2 separate regions of the Mus musculus genome follow, and region 1 is linked to region 2. A link is a loop called in an ENCODE intact Hi-C map of the cell type or tissue named here. Cell type or tissue: left cerebral cortex. All regions are shown on one strand. Each heading gives the region's core, and the rest is flanking DNA. Links, peaks and the distances in the headings are about the cores only.

Region 1 (2,909 bases), core at 200-2,699, 120 kb after region 2:
TGAGGAAACCAAGACACAAGCATCTTCCTTGGGTCTCATGTCAGGGAGGGAGCAGGCCAGATTCTAACCCAAATGATTGAGGATGGCTCAAAGTATCAGGTAGGGCTTTATACCAGAGTTCGTATCCTGTTGTTCGGAATCCAGAAATACAAGGATGTTCTTATTGCCAGGATTTGGTGAGAGGCAATGAAAAACAGAGACCAGCAACTTGCCCATGGTCACACATCCAAGAGGAGAGGCAGATGTGCATTACCTCTGCATTAACTATACCATGGGGGCAGTTCCAGATCCATCTGCACAGGGCTGTCTTCCAACCTAAGCCACAAAGCAACAGAGAGTTCTTGAGCCAATCATTTGTCTCTGTCACATGTGCATGCCTCTGTGTGTGTGTGTGTGTGTGTGTGTGTGTGTGTGTGTGTGTGTGTGTGTGTGTGTGGTGTGTGTGTGTGTGTGTTGGGAGATAGGATCCTAAGATGTAGGCCAGGCTAGCCTTGAATTCTTGATTCTCATGCTTTAGCTGAACTACTGCTTGGACAGGGCTTTGCCCCCCGCACCCCACCCCATTCCACCCCCGCGCCCCAACCACAGCATCATTGCTTCTGCTCCCTCTCAGTCACTCCCAAGTTGCCTGACTCCTTCCACAGCTTAGCCGCTGCCGGGAAGTTTTGGCACCTTGCGAGGGGGGAAACCAGAACACCTAGCAGGCCTTCTCATAGGGCCACTGGGACCATCATCAGGATCACCACTGCTTTTTTCGGGATGATAGCTGCCTTATTGCCTTCACAGCTTAGCTTGCCACCTGCTCAGCTGTCACTGCCACTGCTGTTCCGCTGCCTCTTGCTGCCTCTCTTCTCCCGCCGTCTCTAATACAGTCACCATTTGCTGCTGTCTCCGCTTATTTAAGTGTTGCCAGCTCAGCCCACACTACTGAAAGCAGGGGCTAAGAGAACACCTGAGGGAAACTTTTACTGGGTCCTATTGTAATACCAGGAATGATGAATAGCACAGAAGACTGTCTAGAGAGCCTGAGCAGCCTGTAGGTAGTTGAGCCAATCGGAGCCGTTTGTTTGGACCAATCACAGACTTTTCCCTTAGCAGCAGCCTCAGCAGTCCTTCAGCTAGATCACTGGGGAAATTGCGCCCCTTCTGGACAGAATGATAATAGTTGCACGGTCACGTGGCGCTCAGCAAGCGTCTTAAGCTAACAGAGTCTGGTACAGGGGTCAAGTTGTACTTCAGCAGAATGTTTATCTGTCGTGCAGAAAGCCCCAGATTCAATTCCTAGCACCCGGTATTGTGCCACATGCCTGTACTCCTGGCACTTGGGAGGTGGAGGCCAGGGAGATCAGAAATTCAAGGGTATATTCCTCTGCAAATAAGTTTGAGGCTTTCCTGAGCTAGGGACCCTGTCTCAAAAAGAAAGGGGGGTGGGGGCTGGTACAAACTGTCTCAGACATCCTTGGCGGACCTTCAAGAACCAAGGCGGTCAGCCATGCTTTTTTCATAACTTGTTCTGAGTGTCTGTGGAGTATCCAAGATAGCTGGTGCTAGCACAGGGTAGTCTGGTTGACTGTTAGACTGACTGTCCTTTCACTCAAAGCAGCAAGGGTGAGTCCAACTGCAGCTACTTAGCCTCATTGCCCACCCCAGTTACTTTGCTCATTTATAGAAGTGAACATCAGCGGGGAAAAAATACGCTTACAATCTTGTCTTAGGTAGGGTTACTATTGCTGTGATAAAACATCATGACCAAAACCAAGTTAGAAACTAAAGCTTTATTTTGCTTACACTTCCACATCACTGTTCAGGGCAGGAACCTGGAGGCAGGAGCTGATGCAGAAACCATGGATCAGTGCAGCTTACTGGCAGCCTGCTTTCATATAGAACCCAGGCCAGAGATGGCACCACCCACAGTGGGCTGGCCCTTCTCCATCAATCCAAAAAAAAAGCCTTATGGGCTTAACTGCCTGCAGCCTGATTTTCTGGGGGCACTCTCTCAGGTGACTCTGGCTTGTGTCAAGTTGACATAAAAGCTAGCTGTAGCAAACCTAGCCTTGAGTATATTAACATTAAGAAGCAATTTTAATGTTTGTTTGTTTTGTTTTGTTTTTTGTTTTCTGAGACAGGGTTTCTCTGTGTAGCCCTGGCTGTCCTGGAGCTCACTTTGTAGACCAGTCTGGCCTCGAACTCAGAAATCCACCTGCCTCTGCCTCCCAAGTGCTGGGATCAAAGGCGTTCGCCACCACCACCCAGCACAATTTTAATGTCTTAACAATGCTTACAGCGCCCAGGGAGTCCAGGGGTCTGTCCACTGGTCTGTCTAACTTGCAGGAAGTCAGATATGTGGACCCCTTTGTAACAGAGCTGAGTCTTTGTTTCCCATGGTGGGAAGCCATGGGATGTTGTCTAAAATGGACAAAGACGGAAGGAGAACAGAAGCCGTGTGTGTACACAGGAAGGGAAGGAAGGGAGAGTTCAGAGTTCCAGGGTAAGAACTTGATCCGTTTGGCTCCTTGCTTACCTCTCACGGAAAAAGCCCGCCGGTGATAGATGCAGACTCTGTCTCTGCAGAGAGCAGGCTGGGGGCCATGGCTGCTGGTTGCTGTGGTGCTGGTATACTGCCTTCTGACATATAGCACCGTGTGCCTGCCATGCTTTAATACAAATAAAGAAGGTACTGCAGGGGACAATGAAAAGGCCACTCACTGTGCATAAGACTCAGGGCAAATGTAGAGGAAGAAAGGGAGGCTAAGGAGTAAATTTTAAAAAAACACAACAAATTAGAATCTAGGGTCACTCTTAAACCCCACCCATGAACTAAGGGCTCACAGAAGAGCCACGGGCCTCTCAGCAGAGCTATATGGGTGAAGATACCATCACTACTTTGGCTTTTGTACCTTGAGCCACTG
Region 2 (2,909 bases), core at 151-2,650:
GGAAGCCTTCTCAGACTGTGTGCCTCTCAGTTAGGGAGCTAACTGATGCCACGTGGAGGCAGGAGCTGCCAAGTGCCTGAGTTGGTGCCTCAGGCCCTGGTGTTTCCCTCCTGCTGACCCAGCCCATAAGCCTAGACTTCAAGAAAGTGGTCAATCTGAAGGGAACATGGGCTTCACTAGCAGGTCTCTGTCCTGAAAGCCCCAAGGAAACAATCCTGCTTGGCTCAAGGGGAGTGAGAGCTTCGCTCTGGCCTCTCAACAGCCTTGGCAGTCACTTCTGGGAAAGGGAAATCTCCATTCCGAGGCGCCTGGCTCTAAGCAGGCTGGTCAGTTCATACCTGGGCTGTGAGTCTGGGTGAAGCCATGGGACACCCTCTGGAGCAGCTGGTGAGGCTCTCAAGTGAATAAGGCTGCTCCTGCCTGCCCTCCTGCCACCTGCTGCACCTTTCAGGGAAGATGCTAGGCTGGGGGCTGGGGGTGGTGGTAGGGCCTTTCTACATCAGCTCCTGGTTGTAGCCTGCTCTAGGCCACTCACTTTCATCTCAAAGGCATAGTATATGTGATGAACCTTTGTCTTGGGTTTCAGATCTTTTCTTTAAAAAAAAATCTATGTCTGAGTCTTCTATGTGCATATATGGTGCATGCCAGAAGAAAGCGTCAGATCCCATTACAGATGGCTGTGAGCCACCATATGGTTGCTGGGAATTGAACTCAGGACCTCTGGAAGAACAGCCAGTGCTCTTTACCAGCTGAGCCATCTCTCCAGCCAATGTTCACATCTTTAAAATGGACCTAAGCAAACTGCCTCTCAACCACAGCAATTGGAGCATTAATGGCATTGCTCTGTGCTAAGTGCCTAGGGCATCTTTGAGTGCACAGCAGATGGCATGCACTGCCATTGATATATGTAGCATCTTCACTGTCACATGGCCTGAGGCATGGTGCATGCTCTTCTAGAACATTCCCCAAGATCAGGCCAAGGGCTTGGAAGCGGGGAAACTTATTCAGAAGATGGCAGGGAAGCATACACAAGGAATTTGAGCCAGGGTGGCAGCATAGCCAGTGGCCCCAAGGGGGCACCAGACACTAGGCCCAGGGAGACCCTAAGGGGACCTCCAGGGTACCATAGGTGTCAAGGGCTGTGATCTGGCCTAATAGTAAGTACTGTGGGCTGCCACAAGCTAGTGCACTCGCCCCACAGCTGTGCATGCAGGCAGCTGTGGTGCTAGAGAGGCTGTGGGATGGAGCCTGAGAATCACTTGGCACAGCCAACAGCTCTTGACTCATAGAGAGGTCAACATATCTGTGTGCAACTGTCAACACGCGTGCAATCTGTCTGCTTTTGCATGTGCATGAGCAGATCTGCTCACGCTGGTGGTGCCGTGCACACCGGGACTCTGTGTCTGCTCTTGTGTGTACACATGGTCGTGAACACATACACCTTGTTCAGGGCTAGGCAGTAGGGCAGATGCACACACCCAACCCAAGCGATGCTGCAGGGTAGGAGAGAGATGGTGTGGTCACCTTGGCAACAGGCAGTATCTGGCTAGTCTGGGACAGCTTTGGTTCAAAAGAAAAAAAAGGGGGGGGGAATCCAAAAAGAGGCTTCATGAAAAAAAAAAAGGGAATTGGGGGTGGGGGTTTATCCCAGCAGCCCCAGACCAAGTGGACCTAGCTGAGTCCCTAGGTATAGAGTCCTTTCAGAGGCTTGGAAAGCCCACTCGGGTACAGCCAACAGGGGTTAAGTGTCCTAGGGTAATGCTACTGGAGGAGAAGGGGGCATGCTCTCAGGGTTACTGAGCCCCAGAAGGCACTTGGCACTCTGTAAACACAGGCATGCTGGGCCGTGCCTGCACAAAAGTCACCAGCTCTGACAATTAACGCACTAATTGCACATGCTGTCCACAGCCAGTGCATTAGCCCAGATCATGTGGTGATTTATTCACGAGAGCTTCCATCTCCTGTCTGCCCCCAGCTTCTAGCCTCAGCTGCCTCTCTGCTGGGCGAGGAGGCTGGCAGGGAGCAGACACTTCCCCAGCCTTGCTTGAAAACCTTGCGTGCTGTTTATGTTCCATCAGATAAGAGTGCTCAGGACGAGACCTCCGGAGAGCCACTCCCAGCAGACAGTGGCAGCTGTAACCTCCAGTCTGCCAGCGACAGCTGGGAAATGCCTCTTCTCCAGTCTGAGGAAGTGGGGTTTCTGAGGTAGCCACTGCTCAAGAGCCCGTGGCTGCAATCTTCAGCACAGTAATTGAAATGGCCCCAGACTGCTACCCTGCGTGCAGAGCACGGCCTGCAGGGAGATTCAGAAGCTACCCTCCCTTGATAGAAGAGGAAACTGCTATTCAGAGATGCCAAAGGACTCACTCAGAGCTAGACAGATTGTAAGTGTCAGAGCGTGTGGCTTTAGAGCCAGTGTCATTAAGGTCCTGTCCTTTAGCCTCTCTAGCTCAGTTCTGAGGGGTTGGTGCCATTAGGACACTTTAAAGACCAGGAAACTGAGGCTCCGAGAGCTAGAGATTTGCTGTGAGGTCACACAGATAGGAGAGGAAGTAGACACGTGACTTTGATGAACAGTGTGCTTCCCATGCAGGCTCTGGATAACACCCACCCCCCCCCCACCCCCAACTGTGACCCCAGGGCTAAAGTCTCCAAAGCACCTGATTGCAGCGTCAAAGGAGCTGTGCCAGGGATGTGAGAATAGCTCAAGGTGGTCAGCGCACTGCTGCCCAAGTCACACCCAGGGAGGGTGCCCACCCCTGTGCCTCTGAATACCCCATCCACCAGCCCTGGAGGCTAGCTTAGTTAGCTGTGACTACCAGACCCAGGACAAAAGTATGCAGGACCCCCAAGTCAGAGCAGCAACTTCAGGTGGTAATCACAGTTACCATTCTCAAAAGACAGGCCCC

The links. Peaks named below come from ENCODE experiments on the same cell type or tissue, not always from the same donor. Only the 100,000 strongest peaks of a DNase experiment are listed, where the experiment ranks them.
Region 1: a loop joins it to region 2, with 8 times the contacts of the local background. A loop is called at or near these places in 3 of 42 quality-filtered maps.

Annotation. Positions count from the first base shown.
Region 1 is chr11:60,925,677-60,928,585 of GRCm38, reverse strand. All of the region lies in intron 1 of Map2k3os (mitogen-activated protein kinase kinase 3, opposite strand), which reads left to right. Among named protein-coding and RNA genes, the nearest start is that of Map2k3os, 4.7 kb to the left of the region's middle. In left cerebral cortex, for the core only: a CTCF peak has its summit at 1,145; a DNase peak (open chromatin) is centred at 1,124; H3K4me3 peaks cover 426 bases.
Region 2 is chr11:61,042,059-61,044,967 of GRCm38, reverse strand. The region is part of intron 1 of Kcnj12 (potassium inwardly-rectifying channel, subfamily J, member 12); the gene reads right to left. Among named protein-coding and RNA genes, the nearest start is that of Kcnj12, 21 kb to the right of the region's middle. In left cerebral cortex, for the core only: a CTCF peak has its summit at 1,089 (motif pointing right); DNase peaks (open chromatin) are centred at 1,120 and 2,024.